Linked DNA regions of Homo sapiens: region 1 is linked to region 2. Evidence: read pairs that join two places in POLR2A ChIA-PET (ENCODE). Cell type or tissue: PC-3. All regions are shown on one strand. Region 1 overlaps KANK2 (KN motif and ankyrin repeat domains 2). Region 2 holds the start of EPOR (erythropoietin receptor).

Evidence for each region. Peaks named below come from ENCODE experiments on the same cell type or tissue, not always from the same donor. Only the 100,000 strongest peaks of a DNase experiment are listed, where the experiment ranks them.
Region 1: POLR2A ChIA-PET joins it to region 2 with 28 read pairs; 2 of 35 experiments call an interaction of 5 or more read pairs at or near these places.

Annotation. Positions count from the first base shown.
Region 1 is chr19:11,165,161-11,173,160 of GRCh38, reverse strand. It overlaps KANK2 (KN motif and ankyrin repeat domains 2), which reads left to right. Exons shown (of 13, transcript NM_001136191.3): 10 at 38-180; 11 at 2,913-3,113; 12 at 3,195-3,284; 13 at 6,550-8,000. The coding sequence ends at 6,603. Among named protein-coding and RNA genes, the nearest start is that of SPC24, 13 kb to the right of the region's middle. RefSeq lists an enhancer at 6,415-6,915. In PC-3, no CTCF peak of the experiment used is centred here; DNase peaks (open chromatin) are centred at 4,410 and 5,240; H3K27ac peaks cover 1,702 bases.
Region 2 is chr19:11,378,005-11,386,004 of GRCh38, reverse strand. EPOR (erythropoietin receptor) reads left to right here and starts at 1,691. Exons shown (of 8, transcript NM_000121.4): 1 at 1,691-1,912; 2 at 2,773-2,908; 3 at 3,900-4,075; 4 at 4,156-4,313; 5 at 4,796-4,949; 6 at 5,034-5,121; 7 at 7,227-7,314; 8 at 7,410-8,000. The coding sequence starts at 1,798. RefSeq lists a silencer at 2,392-2,451 and enhancers at 3,905-3,994, 4,005-4,064, 4,315-4,384, 4,051-4,588. In PC-3, CTCF peaks have their summits at 3,063, 3,870 (motif pointing left), 4,935, 7,546 (motif pointing left) and 1 weaker place; DNase peaks (open chromatin) are centred at 3,894, 4,284, 4,714, 7,184 and 1 weaker place; H3K4me3 peaks cover 5,020 bases; H3K27ac peaks cover 3,661 bases.

The DNA of each region.
Region 1 (8,000 bases), 210 kb after region 2:
CGATCCCTGGTCTGAGGGTTCACACCATGTCTCTTAGGTGTCTGCAAGGTGGACAAACAGAACCGTGCTGGCTACAGCCCTATTATGCTCACCGCCCTGGCCACCCTGAAGACCCAGGACGACATCGAGACTGTCCTTCAGCTCTTCCGGCTTGGCAACATCAATGCCAAAGCCAGCCAGGTATGGGGACCCCGGCTGCTGCAGATCCAGGTGGCTCTTCCTACTTTATGACATCCCAGCTGAGTGACAGGCCCAAACCCAGGTGGTCTAACTCCAGAGCCCTGCTCTTCATGGCCAGGCTGTCTCTGACACAGGACCTTCTTGTGGAAACTAGAAGGAGTAGAGGATATGAGGGTCCTTACCTTTCTTAATATGACCCCATCCCACATCCTGCTGGACAGTTCATTGAGCAGCAGCTGGGTTCCCTGGGCCGAAAACTGGGGACTGAAATGGCGAACAAGCAGGCATGGTCTCCTGAAGCTCACTAGCCCGTTCTTCAAGCCATAAGCATTTTAGGGAGCACCGGGACTCAAGCCAGTTTGGACTCAGGGCTGCAGGAAACCGCCAGGGGAATTTAGGCAGGGAAGTGGCGTGGCCTGATTCCTGGTTTGAGCGCTCCCTTCAGCTGTGTGTTGGGAAGCAGAAACAGGCACTGTGGAGGTGACTGGGGCTTATGAACAGGTGTCTGGGCAAAAGAGCAGGGAAGCCAGGACCCACTGAGGACAGTGAGGAGGAGAGGGATCGTCAACAGTCTGAAGACAGCAAAGGAACAAAATGGAGCTGTGACGGGGCATAACAGGCATGATCCTGCCTTATCTTTATTGATTTAATTTTGTTTTAATTTCCAAGAAATTTTTTTAGTGGCTTCATTTTCAAAAAATTAAGGCCAGGCGCCATGGCTCATGCCTATAATCCCAGCACTGTGGGAGGCTGAGGTGGGTGGATCACCTGAGGTCAGAAGTTCAAGACCAGCCTGACCAACATGGTGAAACCCTGCCTTTACTAAAAAATTAAAAAATTAGCTGGGCGTGGTGGCACGTGCCTATAATCCCAGCCACTCGGGAGGCTGAGGCAGGAGAATCGCTTGAACCTGGGAGGTGGAAGTTGCAGTGAGCTGAGATCGCACCACTGTCCTCCAGCCTGGGCTACAGAGTGAGACTCTGTCTCAAAAAAAAAAAAAAAAAATTAGCCGGGTGCGGTGGCTCATGCCTGTAATCCCAGCACTTTGGGAGGCCAAAGTGGGCAGATCACGAGGTCAGTAGTTTGAGACCAGCCTAATCAACATGGTGAAACCCCATCTCTACTAAAAAAAATATATAAAAATTAGCTGGGCATGGTGGCATGTGCCTGTAATCCCAGCTACTCAAGGCAGGAGAATCGCTTGAACCCAGGAGGCGGAGGTTGCAGTGAGCCGAGATCGCACCACTGCACTCCAGCCTGGGTGACAGAGTGAGACTCCATCTCAAAAAAAAAAAAATTAAGGTGAGGCTCACCAAGGTGGCTCATGCCTGTAACCCCAGCACTTTGAGAGAACAAAGCGGGATAAATTGCTTGAGGTCAGGAGTTCCAGACCAGCCTGGGGAACCTAGAGACACCCCCCCACCCCCACCTCCTCTCTATTAAAAAAAAAAAGAAGGTGAAATTCACAAAACATAAGATTAACTCCTTTATTTCTAACTTTTTATTTTATTTTATCTCTATTTTTTATTTTTTTGAGACAGGGTCTCACTGTGTCACCCAGGCTGGAGTGCAGTGGTGCAATCACAGCTGACTGCAGCCTTGACCTCCCATGCTCAAACAGTCCTCCAACCTCAGGCCACCAAGTAGCTGGGACTGCAAGCGTGCGGCACCATGCCCGGCTAATTTTTTTTTAGAGTTGGGGTTTTGCCAAGTTGTCCAGGCTGTATTTTATTAATTTTATTTTTTACTAGAGACATGGTCTCGCTATGTTGCCCAGACTGATCTCTAACTCCTGGGGTCAAGCAGTCCTCCCACCTCGGCCTCCCAAAGTGCCAGGATTACAGGCGTAAGCCACAGTGCCCAGAATTAACCCTTTTAGGCTGGGCACGATGGCTCACGCCTGTAAACCTAGGCGGGCGGATCACGAGGTGAAGAGATTGAGACCATCCTGGCCAACATGGTGAAACTCTGTCTCTACTAAAAATACAAAAATTAGCTGGGCGTAGTGGCACACGCCTGTAATCTCAGCTACTCAGGAGGCTGAGGCAGGAGAGTTGCTTGGACCCAGGAGGTGGAGGTTGCAGTGAGCCGAGATTGCGCCACTGCACTCCAGCCTGGTGACAGAGCGAGACGCCATCTCCAAAAAAAAATAATTAACCCTTTTAAAGGAACAATTAGCCTGGGCAACATGGCAAAACCCTATCTATACAAAAGATACAAAAATTAGCCAGGCATTGTGGCGCATGCCTGTAGTCTCAGCTACTCGGGAGGCTGAGGTGGGAGGATCACCTGAGCCTGGGGAGGTTGAGGCTGCAGTGAGCTGCGATCGTGCCACTGCACGCCAACCTGGGCAACAGAGCAAGACCCTGTCTCTAAAATAAAGCAAAACAAAACCAAAAGCACTACTGGCATGAAATACATTCACCCTGTTGTGCAACCAACACCTCCGTCTAGTTCCAGAACGTTCTCTTCACCCCCAAAGGAAACCTGTATCCATCATTTCCTCCGCCCCCGCTTCTCCCAGCCTCTGGCAACCACTCATCCGCTTTCTGTCTCTGTGGATTTATTACTCCCCTGGTGACGGGAGGGTTGTTTGAGATTCAGGAGGAGATCAGCAAGTTGAGGGTACATTTCACCATCAGAGTATGTGGGAGCTACAGCAGGTTCTAGACCAGGGGGTGTCCTGCCCTGGGGCCTGCATGAACCATAATCCTGTTCCTTGCCCTCCCCAGGCAGGACAGACGGCCCTGATGCTGGCCGTCAGCCACGGGCGGGTGGACGTTGTCAAAGCCCTGCTGGCCTGTGAGGCAGATGTCAACGTGCAAGATGATGACGGCTCCACGGCCCTCATGTGCGCCTGTGAGCACGGCCACAAGGAGATCGCGGGGCTGCTGCTGGCCGTGCCCAGCTGTGACATCTCACTCACAGATCGCGTGAGTCTCCAACCAGGTGCACCCCGGGGAGGGCGGGAGCACAGCATGGGGACGTCATTCATAGCACCGGATACTTTGCAGGATGGGAGCACAGCTCTGATGGTGGCCTTGGACGCAGGGCAGAGTGAGATTGCGTCCATGCTGTATTCCCGCATGAACATCAAGTGCTCGGTGAGTCTCAATCCGGCCGGGTAGGCACGGGATGGGTGGGTCTCTGAAAGGACAGAGATTTGTTGTTTTTGTTTTTGAGGCAGAGTCTCACTCTGTCGCCCAGGGTGGAGTGCGGTGGCACGATCTGGGCTCATTGCAACCTCCGCCTCCCGGCTTCAAGCCATTCTGCTGCCTCAGCCTCCTGAGTAGCTGGGATAACAGGTGTGCACCACCACACCCGGCTAATTTTTGTATTTTTAGTAGAGACGGGGTTTCACCATGATGGTCAGGCTGGTCTCAAACTCCTGACCTCGTGATCCACCTGCCTTAGCCTCCCAAAGTGCTGGGATTACAGGTATGAGCCACCATGCCTGGTCTTGTTTTTGTTTTCAGACTGGGTCTTACTCTGTCACCAAGGCTGGAGTGCAGTGGCACAATTAAAGCTCACTGCAAACTCCACTTCCTGGGCTCAAGTGATCCTTTCACCTCAGCCTCCTGAGTAGTTGGGACTACAGGCGCACGTCACCACACCTGGCTGAGTTTTTTTTGTTTTGTTTTTTGAGACAAAGTCTTGTTCTATCACCCAGGCTGGAGTACAGTGGCACAATCTTGGCTCACTGTAACCTGTATCTCCCAGGTTCGAGCAATTCTCCTGCCTCAGTCTCCAAAGTAGCTGGGATTACAGGTGCACACCACCATGCCCGGCTAATTTTTGTATTTTTAGTAGAGATGGGATTTCACTGTGTTGGCCAGGCTGGTCTTGAACTCCTGAGCTCAAGTGATCTGCCCGCCTCTGCCTCCCAAAGTGCTGGGATTACAGGCGTGAGCCACTGCACCCGGACATTTTTTAACATCTTTTGTAGAGACTGGGTCTCACTATGTTGCCCAGGCTGGTCTTGAATACCTGAGCTTAAGCCATGCTTCCTCTTCTGCCTCTGAAAGCGCTGGGATTACAGGGGTCAGCCACTGTGCCTGGCCAGAGGAGACGGATGTTTATGAAGAGCTGATTGTGCATGGGGTTCACGCTAAGGATAAAGTCAGAATATGGTCAGCTGCTTGCTGAACCTTCATAGTGCCCCAGTGAGGAAATTAGTCACAGAGAGGCTGCATGGTCATGGTTGGCATAACAGTATTCACGCCTGGGTCTGTCTGGTTCCAAATGCGTGTCTTAGTCACCATTCACTCATTTGAAAAATATTTATTGAGCGCCTGCTGCATGTTAGGCCCAGTTCTAGGTAGTCCCCAGTGGTCACAGCACTGATCAAAACAGAAAACAGTATCCACCCTTATGGAGTGAGCATTCTGGTAAGAGACACAATCAGGCTGGGCGCGGTGGCTCACGTCTGTAATCCCAGCACCTTGTGGGGCCGAGATGGAAGGATTGCTTGAACCCAAGAGTTCGAGACCAGCCTGGGCAACATAGGGAGATCCTGTCTCCCCCAAAAATACAGGTGCATGCCTGTACTCCCAGCTACTCGGGAGGCTGAGGCAGGAGGATCACCTGAACCCAGGAATTTGAGGCTGCAGTGAGCCATGGTTGCATCACTACATGGTGACAGAGTGCCGCCTTGTCTGGGAAAAAAAAAAAGAAAGAGGCCAGGCGTGGTGGCTCATGCCTGTAATCCCAGCACTTTGGGAGGCCAAGGTGGGCGGATGATTTGAGATAAGGGGTTCAAGACCAGGCTGGCCAACATGGTGAAACTCCATCTGTACTAAAAAAACAAAATATTAGCCGGGTGTGGTGGCGCATGCCTTTAATCTCAGCTATTCTGGAGGCTTAGGCGGGAGAATCACTTGAACCCAGGAGGTGGAGGTTGCAGTGAGCCAGAGATCATGACATTGGGCAACAAGAGCAAAACTCTGTCTCAAAGAAAAAAAAAAAAAAAAAAAAACAAGGACGTGGGATGGCGAGTGATGGGGAAGCTATTGGAGTCCCTCAGAGAAGAGATGACATTTGAGTCAACACCTGGAGAAGTTAGGGAGTGAATCACATGGTCTTCCGGGCAGCAGGAACAAGCAGTGCAAAGGCCCTGAGGCAGGGGTGTGTCTGACGTGTTTAAGGAGCATTCAGGCCAGACTCACTGGTTCACGCCTGTAATCCCAGCACTTTGGGATGCCATGGCGGGCAGATCACCTGAGGTCAGGAGTTCGAGACCAGCCTGGCCAACATGGTGAAGCCCTGTCTCTACTAAAAATACAAAAATTAGCTGGGTGTGGTGGTGGGCACCTGTAATCCCAGATACTCGGGAGGCTGAGGCATGAGAATTGCTTGAACCTGGGAGGCAGAGGTTGCAGTGAGCTGAGATCGCGCCACTGCACTCCAGCCTGGGTGACAGAGTGAGATTCCGCCTCAAAAAAAAAAAAAAATTAGCTGGGCCTGGTGGTGCATGCCTATAGTCCCAGCTACTCGGGAGGCTAAGGCAGGAGGATTGCTTGAGCCCAGATAGTCAAGGCTACTGTGAGCTATGATTGGACCACTATACTCCAGCCTGGCAACAGAGCAAGACCCTGTCTTTAAGCAAAAAAAAATCTAGGCCGGGCACGGTGGCTCACGCCTGTAATCTCAACACTTTGGGAGGCCAAGATGGGCGGATCACCTGAGGTCAGGAGTTTGAGACCAGACTGACCAACATGGAGAAACCCCATCTCTACTAAAAACGCAAAATTAGCCGGGCGTGGTGGCGCCTGCCTGTAATCCCAGCTACTAAGGAGGCTGAGGCAGGAGAATCACTTGAACCCAGGAGGCAGAGGTTGCAGTGAGCTGAGATCATGCCATTGCACTCCAGCCTAGGCAACAAGAGTGAAACTCTGTCTCAAAAAAAAGAAAAGAAAAAGCCAGGGTCCTCTCCAAAGCCCACCAGGCCCTGCACAACCACCCTCACCTTCCCCACTACTGTTTCTCTCCCCCTCTAGCCACACTGGCCTTATTGCCACACCCCTCTGCACTTATCCCAGGGCCTTTGCACGTGCTGTTTCCGCTGCCTGGAATGCTCTTCCCTGCTCGCTGGCTCCTTGATGCCGTTCACAGTCAGCTGAGAACTCACCCTCCCTGACCAGCCACTGTCCACCCTCATTCCTTTGCATCCCTCACCCCCGGTGAACATCCTCAACCACAGTCATGAGTTTGCTTCTTCAAGGCGGTGCCCCCAGATCGCCACCTCCTTGGGGCCAGGGGCCACGCCTCCCTCCTGCTTACCCATCATATCTACCAGGCCAGCCACCACGTTGGCGCCTCGGGGGATTGGAAAGGATCCCAAACAAAAAGAATTCTGCTTCTCTGTTTCAGTTTGCCCCAATGTCAGATGACGAGAGCCCTACATCATCCTCGGCAGAAGAGTAGCCGTGAGGGAGGCGGGGACCAGCCAGACCGGGAGCAAACCGTCCCTTGTCCCCGTCTCCTCCCTGTTCCCGTTCCTCCCTGGCCCACCCCACTCACACTCCCCAAGGCCCACGGCTCAAAGGCAAGCGAGCTCTCCCTCTGCTTCCCTGGGGGAGCCCCGACGGCCACAGGACTCCAGCTCCAAGTGGGTTTTCTTGGCTCCCCTGTTCAAAGTGGCCACAGCGCAGACCGAAGCAAAATTCTTGTATACATTGGCGCCAGGGCTGATGCTGGGGTGTGGGTTTTATGAAGAACATTGAGAACAATCAGCTGGTAATTATGGATGGAGGAAGAGGGAGAGGAAAAAAATATTGTATTTTTGAATCATTGTTGCAGGAGGGGGTGGGAATCTTAGGATTTGTTGCCAGATTTGAAAGTCACTGGAACTTGCATATTTTCATTTTAATCCTAAGTGTTATTACGCACCAGTTGGGGTTCACCCTTCATCCCCCACATTTAATTGTCTGATATAGAATAGTGTTGTGTCCACTGCCCCGCTAGACGGCTTTCTTAGGGGAATTTTCTTCTGGTTGTTTCACAAGACAGATTCTGTCCTTGTCACCCGGGACAGAAAACTCAGTCTTTTCACCCTCATTCAGATGAAGGGACTCAGGACAGGCTCTGTGACTTACAGGGACCCAATCAATTCACAATGAGAAATTACCGGCCAGGCGTGGTGACTCACGTCTGTAATCCCAGCACTTTGGGAGGGCAAGGCAAGAGCTTGAGCTTGAGCCTAGACGTTAAAGACCAGCCTGGGCAACACAGCAAGACCCATCTCTACAAGAAATTTAAAAACTAGCCAGGCGTGGTGGTGCGCGCCTGTAGTCCCAGCTACTTGGGAGGCTGAGCCCTGGAGGTCGAGGCTACAGTGAGCTATGATCACACCATTGCACTTCAGCCTGGGCGACACAGCGAGACCCTGTCTCAAGAAAGAAAAGAAAAAGAGACAAATTACCCAGAAACCCCTCCCTTCCCCACATGGAGGCCTTGGCAAATGTTAATTTTCCTAGAAAATCCTTCAGACCTGAAGACGCAGGAAAAGAATCTGGCTCTCAGGGTGGCTTCTGCGTCCCCGCCGCCAGGCCCCAGACTATGGTCACAGGGCCGTCCTGTTCCTCCCCGGGACTCCAGAATTTCTCTCCTCAAAGGAAAGAAAACAGGGCATGCGCTTGTTGGCAAAACGCAGGGCCGGCTCCCAAAAACCCCATGTGTGTACGATTAAAAGTTGGCCGTCCCCAGGCCTCCCAGCGCAAACTTCAAGAGACAGGGCTTTGCTGAAAACCAAACATGGGCCAGCTGGGCTTTTTAACAACCTAGAGACTTTCCGGAGCTGCCTGGAACAGAGCCTGCGGGAA
Region 2 (8,000 bases):
GATCTCAGCTCACTGCAACCTCTGCCTTCTGGTTTCAAGCAATTCTCCTGCCTCAGCCTCCTGAGTAGCTGGGATTACAGGCACCCACCACCACGCTCGAATATATATATATATTTTTTGAGACGGAGTCCCGCTCTGTCACCAGGCTGGAGTGCAGTGGCACAATATCGGCTCACTGAAACCTCCGGCTCCTGGGTTCAAGCGATTCTCCTGCAGCCTCCCAAGTAGCTGGGATTACAGGCATGCAGCACCACGCCCATCTAATTTTTGTATTTTTGGTAGAGATGGGGTTTTACCATGTTGGCCAGGATGGTCTTGATCTCTTGACCTCGTGATCTGCCCACCTCGGCCTCCCAAAGTGCTGGGATTACAGGCGTGAGCCACCGCGCCCGGCCTACGCCTGGCTAATTTTTGTATTTTTAGTAGAGACGTGGTTTCGCCATGTTGCCCAGGCTGGTCTCGAACTCCTGACCTCATGATCCGCCTGTCTCGGCCTCCCAAAGTGTTGGGATTACAGGTATGAGCCACCGCGCCCAGCCAATTATTATTATTTTTTGAGATGCAGTCTCACTCTGTTGCCCAGGCTGGAGTTGCAGTGGCATGATCTTGGCTCACTGCAATCTTCATCTCCCAGACTGAAGCAGTTCTCATGCCTCAGCCTCCTGAGTAGCTGGGATTACAGGCACACGCCACCACACCTGGCTAATTTTTGTATTTTTAGTAGAGATGGGATTTCACCATGTTGGCCAGGCTGGTCTCAAACTCCTGACCTCAAGTGATTTGCCCACGTCGGCCTCCCAAAGTGCTGGGATTATAGGCGTGAGCCACCGGGCCCAGCCCAAGAGAATAAAAATGTGGGTGGTAAAAATTTTTTTCCCAAAAATTCGTAAATGAAAATCTCACATATTATGCATACTGCCCAGGAGCATGGCCTAGCACTGTGCAAACACTCAACTGCTGGTCGTTGCAAGGATTATTATTGGCCGGCTTCAGTGGCTCGTGCTGGTATTCCCAGCACATTGGGAGATGGAGGCTGGAGGATTGCTTAAGTCCGGGATTTCAAGACCAGCCTGGACAACATAGTGGGATCCCATCTCTACAAAGAATTTTAAAAATTAGCCAGGTGCAGTGGGAAGATTGCTTCAGTCCAGAGGCTGCAGTGAGCTATGATTGTGCCACTGCACTCCAGCCTGGGTGACAGAGCAACACCCTGAGACAGAGAGAGAGAGGGGGAAGGAGGGAAGGAGGGAAGGAAGGAAGGAAGGAAGGAAGGAAGGAAGGAAGGAAGGAAGGAAGGAAAGGAGAGAGAGAGAGAGAGAGAGAGAGAGAGAGAGAGAAAATAATTTTTATTTATTTCCAGGCTGGGAAGAGATGCTGATTTCTGCGATAAAATCAGTAGGTACATTTTTTGGAATGTTCGCTATGTGCCAGGCTAGATTTTACAGATGAGAAGTCTGAAGCTCAGGTAAGGTAAGTCACCTGTCCAGGGCCACAAAGAAAAAAAAAACGTGTGTCTGAAGCCAGAACGGGAGCTGTTGCGGCCCAACTCCCTCCCCTGCCCCCAAGCGGCCTCTGGGCTCGGGAAGGGCCCCTGCCTCCTCCCGCCAGGCACTTATCTCTACCCAGGCTGAGTGCTGGCCCCGCCCCCTCGGGGATCTGCCACTTAGAGGCGCCTGGTCGGGAAGGGCCTGGTCAGCTGCGTCCGGCGGAGGCAGCTGCTGACCCAGCTGTGGACTGTGCCGGGGGCGGGGGACGGAGGGGCAGGAGCCCTGGGCTCCCCGTGGCGGGGGCTGTATCATGGACCACCTCGGGGCGTCCCTCTGGCCCCAGGTCGGCTCCCTTTGTCTCCTGCTCGCTGGGGCCGCCTGGGCGCCCCCGCCTAACCTCCCGGACCCCAAGTTCGAGAGCAAAGGTAAGGATGAGCTGCGTGTGGACCCCTACGCTGGAGCCTGCAGGACCATGCTGGGGCCTGAACTCCCAGCCTAGGTCCTGGGGGCCATGCCTGTTTCTGGACTTCCTGACCGGGTCCTGGGGGCCAAGCTGGCATCTGAACCCTTAGACTGGGTCCTGGATGGGTGGGGGGCGGGGTGGGGTATGTTAGGATCCAAGACTCCTGATCGCGTCCCGGGCAAGAGCTAGAGTGGGCTTAACATTCCCGTTTTACCTTTTCAGGGAGTCTGGGACATGCTAAATCCTAAGGGGGCTGACTTGGTGCTAAGGTCCCTGGGGGGTGGGGACCAAGCCGACCCTCCCTAGGGGAGGGAGGGTAAAGCCCGGGTCCGAGTTAGAGGGGCCAAGCCACAGGCTACTGTAAACACGGTTTGTGTGAGGGCGCCAGATCACTTGCCCGGCCCGGTGGAGGGAGGGAGGCGGGGGGCACGGTTGGCGCTATCGGTTGGCGGGGAGCCTGCCGGGGCCGATAGGGGGCCCGCCTCTCCGCACACACCCCCAGCCGCGCGCGTGTCCTAGGCTGGGGCGGGGCTGGCAGTCCCGAGCTCGAGGTCTTGAACGCCGCGCCCAGCTCAGCTGGCCGCTGGGTGGGCAGGTGTGCGCCAGTGGTGACGGCGGGGGACAGTAAGGCGAGAAACTTGCCCCTGGGAATTAGGGGGGCACCACCTCTGCGGACCCCTCCAAGGGACCCGCTTGGGAAGATGGCAGGGCGGGGCTTTTTTCTTATCGGGTCCGCCCAGGCTGCGGGAGGGAAGAGGAGGGGGCTGTCTCCCGAGGATAGAGCTCAGACCCCCATGCCCTTCCTTTGTCGCCCCTCCCCAGCGGCCTTGCTGGCGGCCCGGGGGCCCGAAGAGCTTCTGTGCTTCACCGAGCGGTTGGAGGACTTGGTGTGTTTCTGGGAGGAAGCGGCGAGCGCTGGGGTGGGCCCGGGCAACTACAGCTTCTCCTACCAGCTCGAGTGAGTCCGATCCGGCGGGTGCCTCCAAGGGCGGAGGGAGGGGGTGGGGCAGAGCTCCCTGGAGGTCGTAGCCTCGTATGTCCCCTGCTGTTTGAGGCCCGACGGCGCCTCCAGTCGTGGTCACTGGAGGGAAACCTGCGGGTCCAGGGCTGGCACGCCCTCTATGGGCCGGGGCGCGAACACTCCCGCGATCACCGCTGGAACGCGACCCCAAACATCAGGCTGGGATAACAACGCCTCCAAATCGAGGGTAAGGCGTTACTACGTCGGGGCTGGGACGCCTTCTCGAGGTAGTATCCAAAAGGAGGCCAGCAGTGGCTCATGCCTGTAATCCCAACTCTTTGGAAGGTCGAGGCGGAAGAACCGCTTGAGCCCAGGAGTTCAAGACCAGCCTGGGCAACACAGCGAGATCCCCGTCTCTTAAAAAAAAATTAGACTGGGCGCGGTGGCTCACGCCTGTAATCCCAGCACTTTGGGAGGCTGAGGCGGGCGGATCACCTGAGGTCGGGAGTTTGAGACCAGCCTGGCCAACATGGAGAAACTCTATCTCTACTAAAAATACAAAATTAGCCGGGCGTGGTGGCGCATGCCTGTGATCCCAGCTACTCGGGAGGCTGAGGCAGGAGAATCGCTTGAACCCGGGAGGCGGAGGTTGCGGTGAGCCGAGGTAGCGCCATTGCACTCCAGCCTGGGCAACAAGAGCGAAACTCCGTCTCAAAAAAAAAAAAAAAAAAAGCCAGGCGTGGCGCGTGCCTGTGGTCTCAACTACTTGGGAAGCTGAGGTGGGAGGATCCCTTAAGCCCCAGAATTTGAGGCTGCAGTGAGCCATGATCGCGCCACTGCACTCCAGCCTGGGCGACGAAGGAACACCTTGTCACACACACACACAAGGCTAGACCTTGTGTCACACATACACACTGCCCCCCACAGGCCGGGCAATGCCAACTCCCCGGTCCCCCCTCCCAACCTGCTCCCTTCCCTGGGCGCATAGGGATGAGCCATGGAAGCTGTGTCGCCTGCACCAGGCTCCCACGGCTCGTGGTGCGGTGCGCTTCTGGTGTTCGCTGCCTACAGCCGACACGTCGAGCTTCGTGCCCCTAGAGTTGCGCGTCACAGCAGCCTCCGGCGCTCCGCGATATCACCGTGTCATCCACATCAATGAAGTAGGTAAGTGCTCTGGGAATGGAGGAGTGGTCGGAGGAGAGGGTCTCAGTCCTCGCCCACCTGACCAACCCCCATGCCTGCAGTGCTCCTAGACGCCCCCGTGGGGCTGGTGGCGCGGTTGGCTGACGAGAGCGGCCACGTAGTGTTGCGCTGGCTCCCGCCGCCTGAGACACCCATGACGTCTCACATCCGCTACGAGGTGGACGTCTCGGCCGGCAACGGCGCAGGGAGCGTACAGAGGGTGAGGCCAGCCCCTACGGCCCAGCCCCCAAAGCTCCACTGACTACGGCCCAGCCACGCCTCTCGAGGTCGCGCCCGGTGCCGCTTTCAGGGCCGGTCCGTAACATCCCACATCCCATTACCCTGGTGCTGAAGACCGTTCCACGCCCACAGACACACCCCCTTTCCTAATGTCCTCGCAAGCCTGTTGAACCCCAACTTCTTCTCCCTCCGGCCCGTAACCCTAGACCCCTTTAGCGCCCGGGTCCCTCTACGAGTGCTAGCCCAGATATTAAATTGCCCGGGTCCCGCCCTTTCGTACCAGAGACTCTCTCTCTGATTGGCCCTGAGCTTTCTTGGGCTCCTCCCCCTACTCTTATTGGTCCCATTGCAATTCTAGGGCACCGTTTTCCTTTCCCCTGATTGGCTCAGTTCCACCAGGGCCCGCCCCCACGTCATCTATTTTTGTCTGCTACGCGTCCCTCGCCCTGATTCCGCCCCCAGGTGGAGATCCTGGAGGGCCGCACCGAGTGTGTGCTGAGCAACCTGCGGGGCCGGACGCGCTACACCTTCGCCGTCCGCGCGCGTATGGCTGAGCCGAGCTTCGGCGGCTTCTGGAGCGCCTGGTCGGAGCCTGTGTCGCTGCTGACGCCTAGCGGTGAGGCCCCAGGCGGGGGTGTAGGAGGAGCCAGGGCGAATCACGGGGCAAGCCCACCGCCCTGACCTCCTCCCCGCCTCTTAGACCTGGACCCCCTCATCCTGACGCTCTCCCTCATCCTCGTGGTCATCCTGGTGCTGCTGACCGTGCTCGCGCTGCTCTCCCACCGCCGGTGAGCTCCCCATTTGGGCGCTGGGCCCAGACTCCTCCCCGCCAACGGTCCTCTTTCACTATGGAAACCTAGGCTCAGAGAGAGACACGCACTTGCCCAAGGTCACGCAGTAAGGATTCACATCAGTGGCAGGGCTGGGATGCATGCCAGACTAGACCCAGACTCTTCGTTAACATTTTCTGCTCTTGGGGACTTTCACCTGATTTTCCTTCTACATCAGGGGCTGCCATTTCTTGGGTCCCTTTGTTAGTTCCTTTCCCCAGTGTCATCACCTTTGTAAAATCAACTAGATGGATTTAGTGAAAGAATTTAAGACCCTGAATGCCTCCGCACCCCTGCGGTCAAGCTTCTCAGACACTATGATCAGACTAGCCGTTCTGAGGTATTTGTAATTCCAAGCACACACTAGGTGGTTTCACACCCCCAAGCTTTTGCCCATGCTGTTCCCTCTGCCTGGAATGCCCTTCCTGCCTTGTCTGCTAAGCAATCTTCTAGTCGTCTTTCATGGCCCTGTTCATTTACTTGGTTGGAAAATACAAACAGAGTGCCAAACATGTGCCAGGCACTGGAGAGAGAATGGAGAACAAGCTAGACCCTGACCACAAGTCCCTGACCTTGTGGATCTCAAGTCAACAAACAAGGGACCCAAGAAATATTTGATGACAAATTGTAATGAGTGATATCACAGAAACAAACAGAATGTGGTGACATGACAGGATGGTCAGGGAAGGCCTCCAGGAGGAGGTGACATCAGAGTGGAAACCTGAAGATTGGAAGGAAGCAGCCGCTTGAAAAGTGGGGAGAAGAAACAGCAAGTGCAAAGGCCCTGAGGTGGGAATGAGATTGGAACGTTCAGCCAGCTTCAAGAATTGCCACATGGCATGGCCTGGCATGGTGGCTCACGCCTGTAATCCCAGCACTTTGGGATGCCGAGGCAGGCAGATCACCTGAGGTTGGGAGTTCGCGACCAGCCTGACCAACATGGAGAAACCCCACCTCTACTAAAAATACAAAACTAGCCAAGCGTGGTGGCACATGCCTGTAATCCCCGCTACTCGGGAGGCTGAGGCAGGAGAATCACTTGAACCTGGGAGGTGGAGGTTGCGGGTGAGCCGAGATCGTGCCATCGCATTCCAGCCTGGGCAATAAGAGTGAAACTCCGTCTCAAAAAAAAAAAAAAAATTGCCACATGGCTAGAGTGGTATGTAAGGGGGTGTGGCAGATATTGAGATGAGGGAGGTGACAGGGGTCATATAACGCAGGGCCTTCTGCAGGGTGGTGGGGAGGAGTTTGGAATTTTTTTTTTTTTTGAGACAGAGTCACTCTTGTCGCCCAAGCTGTAGTGCAGTGCAGCAGTCTTGGCTCACTGCAATCTCTGCCTCCCAGGTTCAAGTGATTCTCCTGCCTCAACCGCCTGAGTAGCTGAGATTACAGGCGTGCATGCCCGGCTAATTTTGTAGTTTTAGTAGAGACGGGGTTCCACCATGTTGGCCAGGCTGGTCTCAAACTCCTGACCTCAGGTGATCTGCTCACATCAGCCTCTCAAAGTGCTGGGATTATAGGCATGAGCCACCGTGCCTGGCTTGGATTTTATCCTAAATGCCTTCTCTCATTACCCCAGAAGGTAACATAATATTTATCTATGAAGTGACATCATGGACCTCCTGGAAAAATCTGGGCCAGGGTTTTGGGTTTTTTAATTTATTTTATTTTATTTTTTTTAGAGATGGGGGTCTCACTATGTTTCCTAGGCTGGTCTTGAACTCCTGGGTTCAAATGATCCTCCCACCTCAGCCTCCCAAAGTACTGGGATTATAGTGCTGGTGTAAACCACTGCACCTGGCCATGGCCAGGATTAAAGGGAGAATGACCAAGGTATATTGAACTCCTATGCACCCTTCAATACCCTGTTCCATTTACCCTTTTGTAGGGCCTTGCTGATGCTTCAGCCAAAACCCCTGTCCCCTGGCCCTGATGTACTCCTCTGCCTCCATTGTGATCACAGGGACCAAGTGTATCTGTGCCTCTATGACTGGGAGTGGAGGGGGAATTGGTGAGTATTCAATGAGTCATATCTATGTAACTATTTATATTGGCTTCAACAGGGCTCTGAAGCAGAAGATCTGGCCTGGCATCCCGAGCCCAGAGAGCGAGTTTGAAGGCCTCTTCACCACCCACAAGGGTAACTTCCAGGTAGGTGGCCTGGTTGTCCCCTCAGTGCCTGGGCTTCCCTGCTTCTTGCAGCCAAACTGCAGGCCTCTCTGAGCAGGTTGGTGCTATTTCTTCAGCTGTGGCTGTACCAGAATGATGGCTGCCTGTGGTGGAGCCCCTGCACCCCCTTCACGGAGGACCCACCTGCTTCCCTGGAAGTCCTCTCAGAGCGCTGCTGGGGGACGATGCAGGCAGTGGAGCCGGGGACAGATGATGAGGGCCCCCTGCTGGAGCCAGTGGGCAGTGAGCATGCCCAGGATACCTATCTGGTGCTGGACAAATGGTTGCTGCCCCGGAACCCGCCCAGTGAGGACCTCCCAGGGCCTGGTGGCAGTGTGGACATAGTGGCCATGGATGAAGGCTCAGAAGCATCCTCCTGCTCATCTGCTTTGGCCTCGAAGCCCAGCCCAGAGGGAGCCTCTGCTGCCAGCTTTGAGTACACTATCCTGGACCCCAGCTCCCAGCTCTTGCGTCCATGGACACTGTGCCCTGAGCTGCCCCCTACCCCACCCCACCTAAAGTACCTGTACCTTGTGGTATCTGACTCTGGCATCTCAACTGACTACAGCTCAGGGGACTCCCAGGGAGCCCAAGGGGGCTTATCCGATGGCCCCTACTCCAACCCTTATGAGAACAGCCTTATCCCAGCCGCTGAGCCTCTGCCCCCC